2 separate regions of the Homo sapiens genome follow, and region 2 is linked to region 1. Evidence: chromatin loops called from intact Hi-C (ENCODE). Cell type or tissue: thyroid gland. All regions are shown on one strand. Links, peaks and the distances in the headings refer to the core of each region. The heading gives the core; the rest is flanking DNA. Region 1 overlaps TOMM40L (translocase of outer mitochondrial membrane 40 like). Region 2 holds the start of CFAP126 (cilia and flagella associated protein 126).

Region 1 (8,287 bases), core at 288-8,287:
GCCTGTCCAGCTACATTACTCCTTTATCTTAGAGTCTAACTACCCTGTGGCTGGCATCCTACATCTTGCCAAACACATCACTGTATAAACTGGTGGCATAACAGAGGGAAAGCTGAATGTTTGTCTGATGGACACAGCCCATTAGTCAAGAGCATTTATTATGTACCCACTGCCTGTGAAGCACCTAGCTAGTACTACATCAACTAGGCTTTCTGGAGTGATCCTGTGTTGCCATGGAAATGCTTGAGATGTGTTGGATACTATCCACCCCTGGGGACCTTTGGGCACAGCTCAGATTAGTCCATTTCACCAGATTCCCAGGTCTTTTAGACCATGTCATCTCAGCCCCTCACCTATCCATTGCATCCCAGACTCTAACAACATCTCTGTGTCTCACAGGAGAACAGTCAGCAAAAGCATTGGTCCCACCTGCCCCTTTGCTGGAAGCTGTGAAGTCAGCAAGACTCAGAGGCGCCACTGCCCAGCCTGCAGGTTGCAGAAGTGCTTAGATGCTGGCATGAGGAAAGACAGTGAGTTGGCCCCCTACATCTCAAGAATCCATTGACTGCGTCTGTCTTTGTCCTTGTTCCCAACAGTGCATTCTCTACATAGCAGGCACAGTACTCTTTTTGAAACTAGTTGGATTATGTCACTATTCACTCAAGACATCCAATGGCTCCCCATCTCAAAGTACGTGATCTCATGATCTAGCTCTCCCACAACACCTTTCAGACTTTATTTCATACTCTTCCCCCTTTACTCAACCAATTCTAGCCACACTGACTTCACTGTCATTCTTAGAAACACCAGGCCGGGCGCGGTGGCTCACGCCTGTAATCCCAGCACTTTGGGAGGCCGAGGCAGGCGGATCACGAGGTCAGGAGATCGAGACCATTCTGGCTAACACAGTGAAACCCCGTCTCTACTAAAAAAATACAAAAAAAATTAGCCGGCCGTAGTGGCGGGCGCCTGTAGTCCCAGCTACTCGGGAGGCTGAGGCAGGAGAATGGCGTGAACCCGGGAGGCGGAGCTTGCAGTGAGCCGAGATCGCGCCACTGCACTCCAGCCTGGGTGACAGAGCCAGATTCCGACTCAAAAAAAAAAAAAAAAAAAAAAAAAACACCAAGCGCACTCTTCCCCAAGGCTTTTCCACTTGCCATTTCCTCTACCTGAAATGCTTTTCTCCTAGATAGCCACATGGCTAGTCTTGTCTTTTCTTTTCTTTCTATTTTTTTTGATAGAGTCTCATACTCTGTTGCCCAGGCTGGAGTGCAGTGGCGCCATCTCGGCTCACTGCAACCTCCGCCTCCTGCGTTCAAGTGATTCTCCTGCCTCAGCCTCCTGCATAGCTGGGATTACAGGCATGTGCCACCACACCCAGCTAATTTTTTGTATTTTTAGTAGAGATGAGCTTTCACCATGTTGACCACGCTGGTCTCAAACTCCTGGCCTCAGGCGATCTGCCCACCTCCGCCTCCCAAAGTGCTCAGATTACAGGTGTGTTTTTTATTTTCTATCTGTTGAGTATAGTGCCTGTCACCTAGTAGGTGCTCAATAACTTAATTAATGCTTTCTCTGTGCCAGGTAACTGTGCTATGCTCCCAAAGGAGGATGTAACTGGGGCTCACGGAAGTTAATTTGCCCAAGTTAATTCAACTAAAAACTTGTGCAGGCCGAGCACGGTGGCTCACACCTCTAATCCCAGCACTTTGGAAGGCTGAGACAAGAGGATTGTTGAGGTCAGGAATTCAAGACCAGCCTGGTCAACAGAGTGAGATGTCCTCTCTAGGAAAAGAAGAAGGAAGAAGAAGTTGTACAGTCAGTATTCAAACTCAAGTTTACCTGACTCCCAAACTCTTGCTTTTTCCATATCACACGATTCTCACTATGGAAGAATGAAAGGAAACTGTAGAAGTCAAAGGATCTTGGTCTGAATTCAAGATCTTGGTTTGATCTTGGATCTTTTGCAGAAGTCAAAAGATTTTGGTTTGAATTCAATCTATATTACTTATTTTGTGACCTTGGTTCTGTCACCAGAATCTAAGCCTGTCCACATTTCTAAAAAATGTGATTGGGCTGGGTGCAGTGGCTCACGCCTGTAATCCCAGCACTTTGGGAGGCCGAGGTGAGTGGATCACTTGAGGTCAGGAGTTCGAGACCAGCCTGGCCAACATGGTGAAACCCCGTCTCTACTAAAAATACAAAAAAAAAAAAAAATTAGCAGGGCGTGATGGTGGGTGCCTGTAATCCCAGCTAGTCAGGAGGCTGAGGCAGGGAGAATTGCTTGAACCCAGGGGGCAGAGGTTGCAGTGAGCCGAGATTGCTCCATTGCACTCCAGCCTGGGCGACAGAGTGACAGACTCCATCTCAAAACAAAACAAAACAAACAAAAAAATATATATATACACATATATATACACATATATACACATATATACATGTATACACATATATATACATATATACACATATATATACACACACATATACACACACACACACACACACACACACACACACACACACACACACACACACATATATATATGATGAATACCAGCCCTGCCTATCCTGGGGTTGTTTCATTCAGTGGGATTTAACCTCAGAAGTTTTGAAATTTTGCTAAAACATCAGATAAAGGTTTATTTGAAAGGATTATTTGATTATTTTTGAAGGATTATTTGAAAACATCATATAAAGTGATGTTCTAGGTATGAAGACCCCTCCCTCTACACTGTTTCCCCAAAAGCCCTCGCACCTTTCCTCACATCTTTCATACTTTCCTCGCCACCCTTCCCTTCTCCCCCACAGTGCAGTTTTCTGCTGCAGTTCTTCACAGGTTGGTGGAAGTGTATAGGAGCCCCCTGCCTCCTGGAGCCTCTAGGACTTTAGCCAAGCCCAAGAAAGTCTCAGGAATTCCCCCCACTGCCCCCATCCTTCGTTGTGCAGGGCAGCTGAGGGGCCCCAGATCAGGGACCAGCAGAGAGAAATGCTCTGCTGGTCTCAACAGCTTTGTCATGATCTCTTGCCTGGCACAGTGATACTGTCGGCAGAAGCCCTGGCATTGCGGCGAGCAAAGCAGGCCCAGCGGCGGGCACAGCAAACACCTGTGCAACTGAGTAAGGAGCAAGAAGAGCTGATCCGGACACTCCTGGGGGCCCACACCCGCCACATGGGCACCATGTTTGAACAGTTTGTGCAGTTTAGGGTGAGCACCGACAGGATTTGGGTTGGAATACAACTAAAAGGGCACCCAAAAATGCTGGTCTGAAGGAGAGGGGTGTATGCCATGCACTGATACTGAGAACAGATCTCCAGAACCCCAGCCTGAGCAGGCTTCTCAGCAAGGAACTCTTCCAAGATAAGGCTGGCGAGGCCTAAAGGAGGGCCCTAGGGCCAGAGCCTCTAGCTAATGTTCTGATCATTGCAGCCTCCAGCTCATCTGTTCATCCATCACCAGCCCTTGCCCACCCTGGCCCCTGTGCTGCCTCTGGTCACACACTTCGCAGACATCAACACTTTCATGGTACTGCAAGTCATCAAGTTTACTAAGGACCTGCCCGTCTTCCGGTGAGTGACCTCCCCTCATCTTTCAGGAGGCAAACACTTCAGTAAATTGTATATCCACCCCGAAAAGTCACTGACTACAAATTATCACATGCGTCAGCCTTTCCAAGCATTAGGTCTTGAATTCCCAGCTTTGGTTTTAAATGTGCCAATCAGAACTGGGAGTTCTTCTCCATCTCTGAAGTACAGGCTTGCATCTAAAGTGCCCTTGAGGTGCCGCGCAGTGGCTCACACTAGTAATCCCAGCACTTTGGGAGGCGGAGGCTGGCAGATCGCTTGAGTCCAGAAGTTTGAGACCAGCCTCAGCAACATGACAAAACCCCAACTCTACAAAAAATACAAAAATTAGCTGGGCATGATGGTGGGTGCCTGTAGTCCCAGGTACTCAGGAAGCTGAAGTGGGAGGATCACTTGAGCCCAGGAGGTTGAGGCTGCAGTGAGCTCAGATAGCACCGCTGCATTCCAGCCTGGGTGACAGAGTGAGACTCTGTCTCAAAAAATGAAAGCTAAAAATAATAATAATAGGCCAGGCACGGTGGCTCATGCCTGTAATCCCAGCACTTTGAGAGGCCAAGGTGGGTGGATCACTTGAGCTCAGGAATTTGAGACCAGCCTGGCCAACATGGTGAAATCCGTCTCTACTAAAAATACAAAACTTAGCTGGGTGTGGTGGTGGGCGCCTATAATCCCAGCTTCTCAGGAGGCTGAGGCAGAAGAATCACTTGAACCCAGGAGGCGGAGGTTTGCTGTAGCCGAGATCAGGCCACTACATCCAGCCTGGGTGACAGAGCAACACTCTGTCTCAAAAATAAATTAATTAATAAGAATAATAATAAGGTGCCCTTGTCGGCTGGGCACAGTGGCTCACACCTATAATCCCAGCACTTTGGAAGGCCAAGGCAGGAGGACTGCTTGAGCCTAGGAGTTCGAGACCACCCTGGGCAACATAGTAAGACTCCATCTTTACAAAAAATAAAAACATATAAACAAACAAAAAATTAAAAAGTGGGCCGGGTGCAGTGGCTCATGCCTGTAATCCCAGCACTTTGAGAGGTCAAGGCAGGTGGATCACCTGAGGTCAGTAGTTGGAGACCAGCCTGGCCAACATGGTGAAAACCCGTCTCTACTAAAAATACAAAAAATCAGCCAGGCATGGTGGCACACGCCTGTAATCCAAGCTACTTGGGAGGCTGAGGCAGGAGAATTGCTTGAACCCAGGAGGCAGAGGTTACAGTGAGCAGAGATCACGCCACTGCACTCCAGCCAGGGTGACAGTGAGACTCTGTCTCAGAAAAAAAAAAATTGAAAAGTGTCCTTGTTTCCTGCTTTCCACAGTTCCCTGCCCATTGAAGACCAGATCTCCCTTCTCAAGGGAGCAGCTGTGGAAATCTGTCACATCGTACTCAATACCACTTTCTGTCTCCAAACACAAAACTTCCTCTGCGGGCCTCTTCGCTACACAATTGAAGATGGAGCCCGTGGTGAGATGGTGCTAGAGCAATAGGGGGCATGTGTCCTCATGGTACAGGATGTGGTCAGGTGACCTAGAGGCTCCTAATCCTAGTATCTCCCACAGTGGGGTTCCAGGTAGAGTTTTTGGAGTTGCTCTTTCACTTCCATGGAACACTACGAAAACTGCAGCTCCAAGAGCCTGAGTATGTGCTCTTGGCTGCCATGGCCCTCTTCTCTCCTGGTGAGCACCTCCCAAAGCCCAGAGCCTTTTGCTGCACCACCTCTGCCCAAATACTCAGCTCCTTGAGTCCATCCACCCAGGCCTTCTAGCCTAGCTATCAAACCTGCAGACTAGGTCTATCCCAGCCTCAGTCCCCGGGGCACCACGCAGGCCCACCCCTGCCACCCAACTTGTCCTTCCCAGCTCCCTATCTTACAGACCGACCTGGAGTTACCCAGAGAGATGAGATTGATCAGCTGCAAGAGGAGATGGCACTGACTCTGCAAAGCTACATCAAGGGCCAGCAGCGAAGGCCCCGGGATCGGTACGGTGGGACACTGAGGGCTTGGAGGCCACACCAGGGCAGGAAGGGGTTGGTGAAACATTGAGCTTGGGAGGAATGTTTTTTTACTGTCCTTTCCTTAGGGAATTCAGGTATCGTGGGGTCTAGTCCTTCCCCCTGGCCATCCCTGTCTCACATCGTTTCAGCATCCAAATTGCTGTATTTGGATACTGCTGTTTCATCTCACTTTTTCCAGATTTTTTTTTTATTCAGTACAGATGCAAAGTAGTAGCTCAGAGGCTCTGGGTAATAGCATTCCTGAGATTGATGACATCCATTACCTCACTAGTCCAACTTCTCCAGACTAACGCAGACTTTTCTCTTCCCTTGGCCTTTCCTCTCCTCGCCATTGGGCCAATTCCTTCGATTTCTCATTTCCCTTGAAGTTAGGGCCATTCACAGTTTCATGGTCAAAGCCAGTTCCAGGTTCAATAGTCTGTGATTTATCCAGGCTCTGAGGTATGCACCGCTTCTGTTTTGCTCGTTCCTCCAAGAGCTAGTTTGGCCAGAAAGGGGATGCTTTATACCATAGAACACATCCACCTTCTAGAACCTGCTCTAGAAGGCCAGGCCCTCAGATTCCACATGGTTGGAGTTCTGGCCAAGTCTGGAGCTTTCTTCACACTCGGCTCTCAGAGCTCTGGGTTCAGAAAAAACTGAGCATGGTGAGAGAAGACAGTGTCAGACCGAGGCCCCCTGGAGGACCTTTGGAACCTCTGATAGTCTGTCATACCAGAGCATGATTTTCTCTAATGTTCAGACCTGGCTTCACTGAGGAATAGTTCAGGGGATCAGGGCCTAGAGACAAGACTCCCAACTGCCTTATTTCCCTCCTGTTTTCCTGGCAACCCCACTACTTCCTCCAAAGGTTTCTGTATGCGAAGTTGCTAGGCCTGCTGGCTGAGCTCCGGAGCATTAATGAGGCCTACGGGTACCAAATCCAGCACATCCAGGGCCTGTCTGCCATGATGCCGCTGCTCCAGGAGATCTGCAGCTGAGGCCATGCTCACTTCCTTCCCCAGCTCACCTGGAACACCCTGGATACACTGGAGTGGGAAAATGCTGGGACCAAAGATTGGGCCGGGTTCAAAGGGAGCCCAGTGGTTGCAATGAAAGACTAAAGCAATAACTGCCTCTTCATGCGGTCATGGGGATAGTGGGGGTGACCATAGGAACAAAGTTGTTCTCTGGAAGCACAGAAGATGGGAAGGAGGAAACCTCAGGGCTAAGAGGTAAAGAAGCTCCTTCTGGGAATGGGTGGGCCCCACTTCCTGAGACCAAACATCTAGCCCTTCAGCCCTACTTTCCCAGCCTTGGGAGGCTCTGGGATGGAAAACAGGATGGTCAGCTAATCCCATGCAGGATTAACCAAAGGGAAAGGAAGAAGGAAGCCTGAGGGCAAGGGGTGCCGGGGGAATTCAGCCATACCCCTTAATCCTTCTCCCTTAGTCCACAGCCACAAGAGCATGGGGAAGGTGATACTGGGGCTGGTAGCAGAGGGGGGATCCTCAAACCTCTGCCTCATCAACTGCCCCTGTGGCAGCTCCAGTTCTGAGGAGGGCATGGTCCTGTCCACCACTCTGCTCCTGGGTCCTAGAGATCACCCAGCAAGGTGGGCTCTGAAGAGGGGCCTAGTCTTTGGCCCTAGGGCACCTGACTCAGAGGTTCCAGCTGCTGTGGGGGCTGGCTCTGGACAACCTCAGCCCACAGTGATGCTGAAGCCACAATGGAATCTGTTGCGCCAGTGATTGAGGAAGGCTCCAAGGGCTAGGGTGACAGGCAGAGGGGGCATCTTCTTCTCCAGCACAGCACCTACACACCAGTTACTATCCACCAAGCCTGTTGGGGGAGAGAATACCCACTAGATTATTTAACAGGGATTGGAGGAAATAGTCACCAGAAGTAAGGTCGAGCTTCCCTCCCTCCTCTGCATCCCCCATTCCTCAGGATAGCCAAATGTCTCCCAATAACCCTCACCTCTAAATACCATGTTGGCCTGGGGCAGAGTCAGGTGGTAACCAAAGGAGAATGTTGTGTCTTGTAGCCTTGTGTTTGCCTCAAACTCCACTCCAACCTGAACCTGAGAACCATGGGCAAGGATGAGAGAGAGATCAGTATCAGTGAAGACCAGAAGGGTCCTGATGGGGAATCAGCAGAATGGAGGCATGCATGTAAATATATACACAGCGTGGTAGGAAGAAAAATAGGTCAGCAGGGCGATAGAGGTCCAGATGAACAGAAGTTCATGACTGACTTGCTGACAAGGAGGGAATGAGATCAGAGGTCTCACCTGTTCATTTGCCCTGTGGTAGTAACTTGCATGGGCCCCGCCTGATCCCACATTCAATGTAGCTACCCAGTGTACAGCTGTAAAATCCAAAGTACAGAGGGGAAGGAGTGTTAACTGTAGTATGACACAGGCCAGGAACCCCAGAAAAGTCCAGAATTGCCCCCCACCACCACCACTACTTCACTTCGCCCCATACCCGAGTACTTCCCAGCCAGTGTCAAGATGGCCCCCTCTTCGCCTGGCCGCCGGTGATAAACTAGCTCTCCTCCCAGCACCAGCCGATGAGTGAGGCTCTGCAGGAAGTGAGCAACCATGATCACTGTGGGGGAATGGGGAGACATGGAGTCAGTCATAGAGACAATATCCAGACCTGCTCCCTCACTCCCAATAACCGCCACCCCAGCCTGCCCAAGAA
Region 2 (8,330 bases), core at 184-8,183, 140 kb before region 1:
TCAACTGTTCCACCTGCCTCAGCCTCCGAAAGTGCTAGGATTACACGTGTGAGCCACTGTGCCCAGCGTGTACCTTGGATTTTAGATTACAGAGAGACAAATAATCTAAAACGATCACCTTTCTCTCTAGAACAGTGGGTTAGAGGATCCAGAAACAGACCCAAATATGTTAGGGAATACATTAAAAATGGCATTTCAAATCAGTAGAGGAAAAGAAAACTTATTAATGATGCCAAGGCAACTAGTTAAGGCAACTGAAGCATAACCTTGTCCACATTCACTAAAATTCCAGAAGGAACAAATATTTAAATGTAAGAACTGAAGCTAGGGGTAAATTATTTTTAAAATATTGGAATTCACAAAAAGCCATTCAAAGCATAAGATCCAGAGCACAGAAAAAATGAGTAATACATCTGACTACTACATAAGTACTAAAAACATGTCCATGGCAAAAAAAAAAAAAAAAACCCACAGAAAAACAACAACAAAACAGAAAAACCACCAACAAAATGAAAGTAAGTGACAAATTGGAGGGAATATTTGCAACATATTTGACAAAGGACTAATTTCCTTAATATATGGAGTTCAAACAGATTAATGAACATGATCAACAGGCTGGGTGCAGTGGCTCAAGCCTGTAATCCCAGCTTTTTGGGAAGCTGAGGTGGGCAGATGGCTTGAGCCCAGGAGTTCAAAACCAGCCTGGGCAACATGGCAAAATCCCATCTCTACAAAAAAAATTAAAAAATCAGCTGGGTGTGGTGGTGCATCCCTGTAGTTCCAGTTATTCGGGAGGCTGAGGTGGGAGGATTGTTTGGACCTGAGAGGCAGAAGTTACAGTGAACCAAGATGATGCCACTGCACTCCAGCCTGGGTGACAGAGGGAGGACTGGTTTCAAAAAAAAAAGTCAACAGCCCAATAGTAAGTGGCAAAATACATTAAAGGCCATTTTCAGGGAAAAAAATTAAAATAAAAACAGTTTATACACATATAAAAACACCCTAATTAAAGAAATGCAAATTTAAAACAATGATATACCATGTTGGGTGGGTGTGGTGGCTCGTGCCTGTAATCTCAACACTTCCAGAGGTCGAAGAATCACTTGAGGCCATGAATTCAAGACAAGAGGAACAATATAGTTAAGACCCTATCTCTTAAAAAAAATTTGTTTTTTTAAATTAGCTGGGCATGGTAGCTCATGCCTATACTCCCAACTACTTGGGAGGCTAAGGTGGGAGGATTGCTTGACCTCAGGATATTGATGGAACCACTGCACTCCAGAGCTTAGGCGGCAGGGAGACCGTCTCAAAACAAAAACAAAAAATAAAATTATATACCATGTTTAACCTACAGCTTAACAAGCAATATGATATAATGGTTAAAACTGCTGGCTCTAGAGTCAGAATACTTGGGATTAAATCCTGGCTCTACTCCTCACTGTGTATTCTCCAGTTTCCTTGGTTGGGTTGAGAACTAAATGAGAAAATGTAGTAAAGCAATTAGAACTGTGCCTGGCATGTATATAGTAACTGCTCAGTTAACATTAGTTCTACTAGTTCAATCAATTAGTTCTATTAGTTCAATTCTATTAGTTCAATTAAAATTGGTTTAAACTGAAAAAAAAAGAAAAAACGATGATGTTGAAAAGAAAGCAGAGAACTAGGCACTCATACGCCATCATACACCACTGGTAGAAGTACAAACTGGCACAATGTCTTTCAGTGGTAATTTGACATTATCTACTTATTTTATTTTATTTATTTATTTATTTTTGAGACGGAGTCTCGCTCTGTCTCCCAGGCTGGACTGCAGTGGCGCGATCGTGGCTCACTGCAAGCTCCGCCTCCTGGGTTCACGCCATTCTCCTGCCTCAGCCTCCTGAGTAGCTGGGACTACAGGCCCCCGCCACACGCCCAGCTAATGTTTTGTATTTTTAGTAGAGATGGGGTTTCACCATGTTAGCCAGGATGGTCTCGATCTCCTGACCTCGTGATCGCCCGCCTCAGCCTCCCAAAGTGCTGGGATTACAGATGTGAGCCACCGCACCCGGCCTATCTACTTATTTTAAATGCACAAACCCTTTTGACTTTGCAATGTACTTTAAAACATTTATCCTACAGATCACATATGTACATAAAAATACATACATACATATTCATAAAGATACATAGGGATTTTTCATTACAGCAATGTCCTTATTAGCAAAAGACTATAAATAAACTAAATGGTCATCCATATGGGTCTGAACAAACTATGGTGCATCCCAAAATGGAATATTATGATAAAAACATAATCCCCAAGATAGTCAAAAAGCAAATCAAAAAGCAATGTGGACAGCTCTCTCATTAGTGTTTGTATGCAGAGAAGATTTCTGGAAGGAGACACAAGAAATGAGTAACAGCAGTTGCCCTGAGGAGCAAGACTGAGAGTTGAAATCAAATGGAGATTTGCTTTTCACTGAACATCCTGTAAACATGAAATTTTTTCCATGTACATTACTTTTTCAATTGAACAAAAACTGGTTAACTTTTAAAAATGAGTGCAGTCATCATTTATCATTACATTCCTATCAGAAAGGCAGAGGGAGGCATACCAACTGAAGACAAATTCTAAGAGAAATAATGCTAGCCTATCATTGCAGATTAAAGGGCCAAAATGGATATCCTAGAGCAAAGATAGTCCTTGGTCCTTAAAGAACTCTTCTCTAGAGAGTGATAAGAACCACAGGGACTAAGCTCATGAGTTATCTTTCCAGATCTCACATTATCCAGGTATTAACTCCAGAGCCTATAAAACAAGAGCTGTTCTTCCCTCCATCTGCAGAAGCATAGGAGTGCTCTTATACTTGGTGTGTTGGTTAAGATGAGGATTTTGGGGGAAGAAGGAAAAGAGAAGGGACTGATGGATATACTTTATTTATTTTTTATTTTTTGAGACGGAGTCTCACGCTGTCGCCCAGGCTGAAGTGCAGTAGTAGCATGATCTCTGCTCATTGCAACCTCCGCCTCCCGGGTTCAAGCAATTCTCCTGCCTCAGCCTCCCGAGTAGCTGGGATTAGAGGCATGCACCACCATGCCTGGCTAATTTTTTGTATTTTTAGTAGAGACAGGGTTTCTCCATGTTGGCCAGGCTGGTCTCGAACTCCTGACCTTGTGATCCGTCTGCTTCGGCCACCCAAAGTGCTGGGATTACAGGCATGAGCCACCGTGCCCGGCCTGGATATACTTTATAATGGTCTCCTGGTCCTAATGATATCTTTGGGCAACTTATTTCTTAGTTTTTCCCTTTCATCTTGACACCTTATATATAAATTCACTTTACAATTCACAAAGCACAGTTCTACTTACTTATTAATTCTCCTAACCACCTCATAGATGGGTATTACAATACCATTTTATGAGTTTCAGAGGGGTTTCCTTGTCCCACACATATTAGGCTTATGTCCTGGCAGCCCCCCATTGAACTCTCCAAACCTGATCCTTTCCACTCTGTGATTTTCTCTCTTCATCCCTGCTCAATCTCCCTGCACCAGCACCCGATTCCATTTTATTCCAGTCAACACTAAACGCCTGTGTTCTTAGGTGCTGATTCTAGACAGTGACAGAGGAAATTTTTTAAGGACCAAGGACAAGATATGTTTTTCCTTCTGGGGACAGATTTGAGCTAGTTGCTTTTTAAATATTGTTCCTTTGTTATTCTGCCTGATAAGACAAAGTAGTGGGCCTTATAAACAGGATCTCACCAGGATTGAATACCTACTATGCTATGATATTGTCTAGACACTTTATTCATTTTATCTCACTTACCCTGTAAAAGCAGGCTCTATTATCCCCACAATACAAATGAGTTGATAGAAATTTAGTGAAGACAAGACAGTTGTTTAATGTCATATAGCTCCTATGTTCCCATGTTGAATAAGGATTCAAACCCCAGTATCTGGCTCTACAGCCTGTGGTACATTACACCATGTTGTCCAACAAGCATAGCTCTCAGGGTTACATGGTTTGTTAAAGTGGTTAAAAACCCCAATCAAAGGCCCGTGGAAGTTCTTAAGCAGGGGTAGGTTATGCCAGAAAAAAAGTAGTGGCTATTCAGCTAATTTTCTCACATTTACTCAGTCTTTCCCGTCTGTAAAATAAAAATGAATCTAAGTTCCAGAGAAAACAAATGGGGGCAGTGTGAGCCAAGGAAGTGAATAATAATAAGCAGAAGAGAAAGGCAGCCTCTGCTCATTGGTAGTCCCAGGAGGTCGGCCTTCTGCAGTTGCCAAGCAACGAGTGTAAACAGCACAAGATCATGGCCACTAACTACAGTGCCAACCAGGTAAGTTCCCATTCTCCATTTCTTTAACGTTTACTTTTGTTTTTCAGATTCTATCTTTGGACTGTCCCCTCTCATAGGATTCTGATCTTTGAACAGATAGCTGAGAGTGGAGTGAGATAATATTTTACCTCCTCAGGGATAGAGAGAGCCCAGGGGCGATCCAAAGGTATCTCTTGGTTAAATTTGTAGGGTGTAAACCAGAAGTTGGCAATTTTTTTTCTGTAAAAGGGCGGAGTGTAAAAATTTTAGGCTTTGCAGGCCAAGTGGCAAAGTCAAAAATATTCTGTAGCTACTTGCATAATTAAAGAAAAACATTTTTCCATAACATTTTTGACAAATTCAAAATATAACTGAGTACAATTTTTTGTACTACTAATGAAAATAATGGAATTTTGGGGGTTGAGAAAACATTTCACTTAACTGGGATTCAAAGTTAGTGTTCCATTTGACTGAATCAATTGTAAATGTTCATCTATAAAAATCACCCTTACTCTCAGGCCATCCCCAAACAGGCAGCAATATGGATATGGCCCATAGGCCATAGTTTACCAACTCCTGATCTAGACCAGTGCTGCCCAACAAAAAGAGTGCGACCCACAAATGTAATTTTAAATTTTCTAGTAGCTACATGAAAAAATTAAAACATAAAATTTAAATATATTGAATTTAACCCAATAAATCCAAATATTATTTCAACATTTAATCAGTATTTAAAAAATTATAATCAGACATTTTACGTTCTTTTTTTGTACTAAATCTCCAAAACCTGCTGGGTGTTGTAGCTCACGTCTGTAATCCCAACACTTTGGGAGGCTGAGGCACAAGGATCGCTTGAGGCCAGGGGTTTGAGACCACCCTGGGCAATATGGTGAGACCTCGTCTCTACAAGTAAATTTAAAAATTAGCTGGACATGGTGGCATGCACCTGTAGTCCCAGCTACCTGTGAGTCTGAGGGAGGAGGATCGCTTGAACCCAGGTGTCCAAGGCTGCAGTGAGCTAGGATCATGCCACTGACTCCAACCCAGGTGGCAGACCAAGATCCTATCTCAAAAAAAAAAAGAAAAGAAAAAAACTTAAAAATTCAGCATATTTCATATTTACAAAGCACCTCAATTTGAACTAGTCATATTTCAGGTGCTCAACAGCTCCATGTGGCTCCCGGCTCCATGCTGGACAGCACACATCTAGACCAAACAAATTACACCCTTGTCATAGTGACTTAAAGCCTACATGGTTGGTCAGGCCTTTGGTCTTCAAATCTAAAGAATTGTGCCTAGTCTTCATTTCCTGGGTTTGGGGCCTTGAAGTCTCATAGGGCTACTTATCTTTCTCTCCACAGTATGAAAAGGCTTTCTCATCCAAGTATCTGCAGAACTGGTCTCCCACTAAGCCAACAAAAGAGGTATTCCATGTTCAGTGCACCTACAAGATAGCCTCATGCTCTCCCTGTCAATTAACTCCTTTTAGCATTCTCTAAACTCCCATATCCTTCTCTGACCAAGCTCCCCAAATACTTCCCTTTTTCCCCTCACAAACCTTTATCTCTCCCACTTGTACCCCAGAGCATCTCTTCTCATGAAGGCTACACTCAAATTATTGCCAACGATCGTGGTCATCTACTGCCTTCTGTGCCCCGTTCCAAGGTGAGATACTATCTTCACTCCTATCAAGAAAGTCAAATAATTAAGGCACAGAACTGGGAGATGTGCAGTCTCTCACAGCCATTATCGGGAAAATTAAAGTTTAATCTAATTCATGTTGTAATGTGAGAGCCCCTGAACTTCCGGCCAGCTTACCCAGCAGGATAGAGTTGTGTTTAGCACCCTTCAGAAGTTCTTAAATTGATCAATGATCTGTATAAATGAAAGCCTTCAGGTGATGACATTTGTGCAGTGGGTACTCCTTTGCCACACTCGGCCTAAGGATGTGGAATTTAAGTTGGCAGAGTAAAGGGGATGAAAAAATTAGGCCTGCAAAGCCTAAATGAGGGAGGGGGATAAGGAAGGGTGGGAAGATTATGCTTTCAGTCTTGTTTCATAACCATGCATTCCTAAAGGTAAAGAAAGGAAATAATACAGAGGTCTAAGTCAGTTACTGGGAGTGAGAAGCCCTACTGAGGAATCCCTTTTCATTTTTAGGCAAATCCTTGGGGTTCCTTCATGGGCACCTGGCAAATGCCTCTGAAGATACCCCCTGCTCGGGTGACCCTGACCTCCCGTACAACTGCTGGTGCTGCCTCCCTCACCAAATGGATACAGAAAAATCCTGATTTACTCAAGGCCTCCAATGGGCTGTGTCCTGAAATCTTAGGCAAGGTATCTATTCTTCCCATCTAACCCAAAACCCTGTAGTCTCAATTTCTTTTCAACCTCAAAAAATGTCTATTGTTATGCCACCACTATCCCAGCATGGGGGACCTCTAACCAATTTGTCTTATCTTGACTAGTCCTTAATCACCTTCTGAGGCCTGAAGGGATGGGCTAAGGACATCATACCCCCAACAGTAGAAAATGATCTAATCTCAAGGTGGGGGAGGGTGGTTAGAGAAATCAAATTTAACTTTTCTTATTTGAAACTTGATCTACTGCCCATGGTATGGGGAGAAAGGGAGTTAGAATCCTGAGGTGCATTAGGAATGATCCGGGCCTGACCAGAGACATGACTATCTCTCCCACTCTTATCACTGACAGCCCCATGATCCAGACAGTCAGAAGAAACTCAGAAAGAAGTCTATCACAAAGACTGTACAACAAGCACGAAGTCCAACCATAATTCCAAGCTCCCCAGCTGCCAACCTCAATTCCCCAGATGAACTCCAAAGCTCACACCCCTCTGCAGGTCATACTCCAGGTCCCCAAAGACCAGCCAAATCCTAAGAGCCCACCTGGAAGTCCACGTATGCTAGAACTCTGGGCAGGGCCTAATCTAGCTGAGGTCCAGAAATACAAACCTGGAACTTCATATGGACCAAGTGGCCACACACTGAAAAACCCGTATAGCGACTCAGTGAAATAAACAAGAGCCCCCAGTCAGAACTGTGAAACAGGGAAATTTTGGGGTGGGAGTAAAAGCAAATTTGGAAAATAAACTTTTTTTTGTTGAATCTTTTACTGATCTGGATTTTCCATTCTTGCTATGGCTGCCTCTTGTAACACAATTAGGAGAAGGAAGGTAGGAGAAAATAAAGTAGGGAAAAGAACATACAGTGGTTTGGGTGGAACACATTTTTACAAGAATTGAGTCAGTTATACTCCAGAAATGACCAAGAGAAAGTTGGTCTGAATCATGGAAAAAGGGCAGAACCTCAAAGAACCAGTCCCTCAACCCTACCCACTCATTTTTTATCCTGAGCATGGACAACTAACAACTACAAAATCAGAAATAGAATTGAGTAGAGTATGTATATGTGTGTTTGGAGAAGGTGGGGAAGAAAAGGTAGGGAAAACCAAAGTAGAAGATACTATGCTTGTGTAAGACTTTCTATCTAAGCCCAAGTACAAATATAGTTTGAAAATTGAAGATATTAAAGTGATTGGAAGACAGAGAAGAAAAAGACAGTAAGTAGAAATTTAAGGCAGAATAACAAACATGATGCTCTGTCACACCCCCCACCCACCCACTACCATGCTTCAATCACCCAAATGGTACGAAACCACCAAAAAATTCAACTGCCCTACCCATTTTCCAGCCTCTAACAGCTGTTTATCATTGACCCCATTTTATATTTTCCTGGCACTGGCTGTTAAATTTAATGCCCTTGCCAAACCTTTCCCAGTCCCAATGACAAAGTGTTCTGTCATGATCACTTGTCCCTCATTCCAAGGACAAAGTAGAGAACAGCTGGTTTAAAATGGAGGAAAGGTACAAGGACTTCCCAGGGCCCCTCTAGTAAAAAGGGAAAACCAATCATTACTTAAAGCCAAATACTATTTGGGACCCTGAATGAAGACTGTTAAAACAGCGGGTCCCCACCTTAACTAAGGTCTTCCTATCCAATTGACACCA

What was found. Peaks named below come from ENCODE experiments on the same cell type or tissue, not always from the same donor. Only the 100,000 strongest peaks of a DNase experiment are listed, where the experiment ranks them.
Region 2: a loop joins it to region 1, with 4 times the contacts of the local background. A loop is called at or near these places in 37 of 110 quality-filtered maps.

Annotation. Positions count from the first base shown.
Region 1 is chr1:161,228,090-161,236,376 of GRCh38, reverse strand. It overlaps TOMM40L (translocase of outer mitochondrial membrane 40 like), which reads right to left. Exons shown (of 10, transcript NM_032174.6): 7 at 8,069-8,191; 8 at 7,873-7,949; 9 at 7,560-7,662; 10 at 5,631-7,421. The coding sequence ends at 7,282. NR1I3 (nuclear receptor subfamily 1 group I member 3) reads left to right here. Exons shown (of 9, transcript NM_005122.5): 3 at 400-530; 4 at 3,039-3,208; 5 at 3,431-3,570; 6 at 4,903-5,048; 7 at 5,144-5,260; 8 at 5,459-5,564; 9 at 6,451-6,708. The coding sequence ends at 6,580. Among named protein-coding and RNA genes, the nearest start is that of MIR5187, 5.0 kb to the right of the region's middle. In thyroid gland, for the core only: no CTCF peak of the experiment used is centred there; no DNase peak of the experiment used is centred there.
Region 2 is chr1:161,363,836-161,372,165 of GRCh38, reverse strand. CFAP126 (cilia and flagella associated protein 126) reads left to right here and starts at 4,290. Exons shown (of 5, transcript NM_001013625.4): 1 at 4,290-4,324; 2 at 5,665-5,727; 3 at 5,888-5,968; 4 at 6,464-6,640; 5 at 7,016-7,433. The coding sequence starts at 4,298. The coding sequence ends at 7,201. RefSeq lists an enhancer at 6,485-6,987. In thyroid gland, for the core only: a CTCF peak has its summit at 4,161; a DNase peak (open chromatin) is centred at 4,245; H3K27ac peaks cover 533 bases.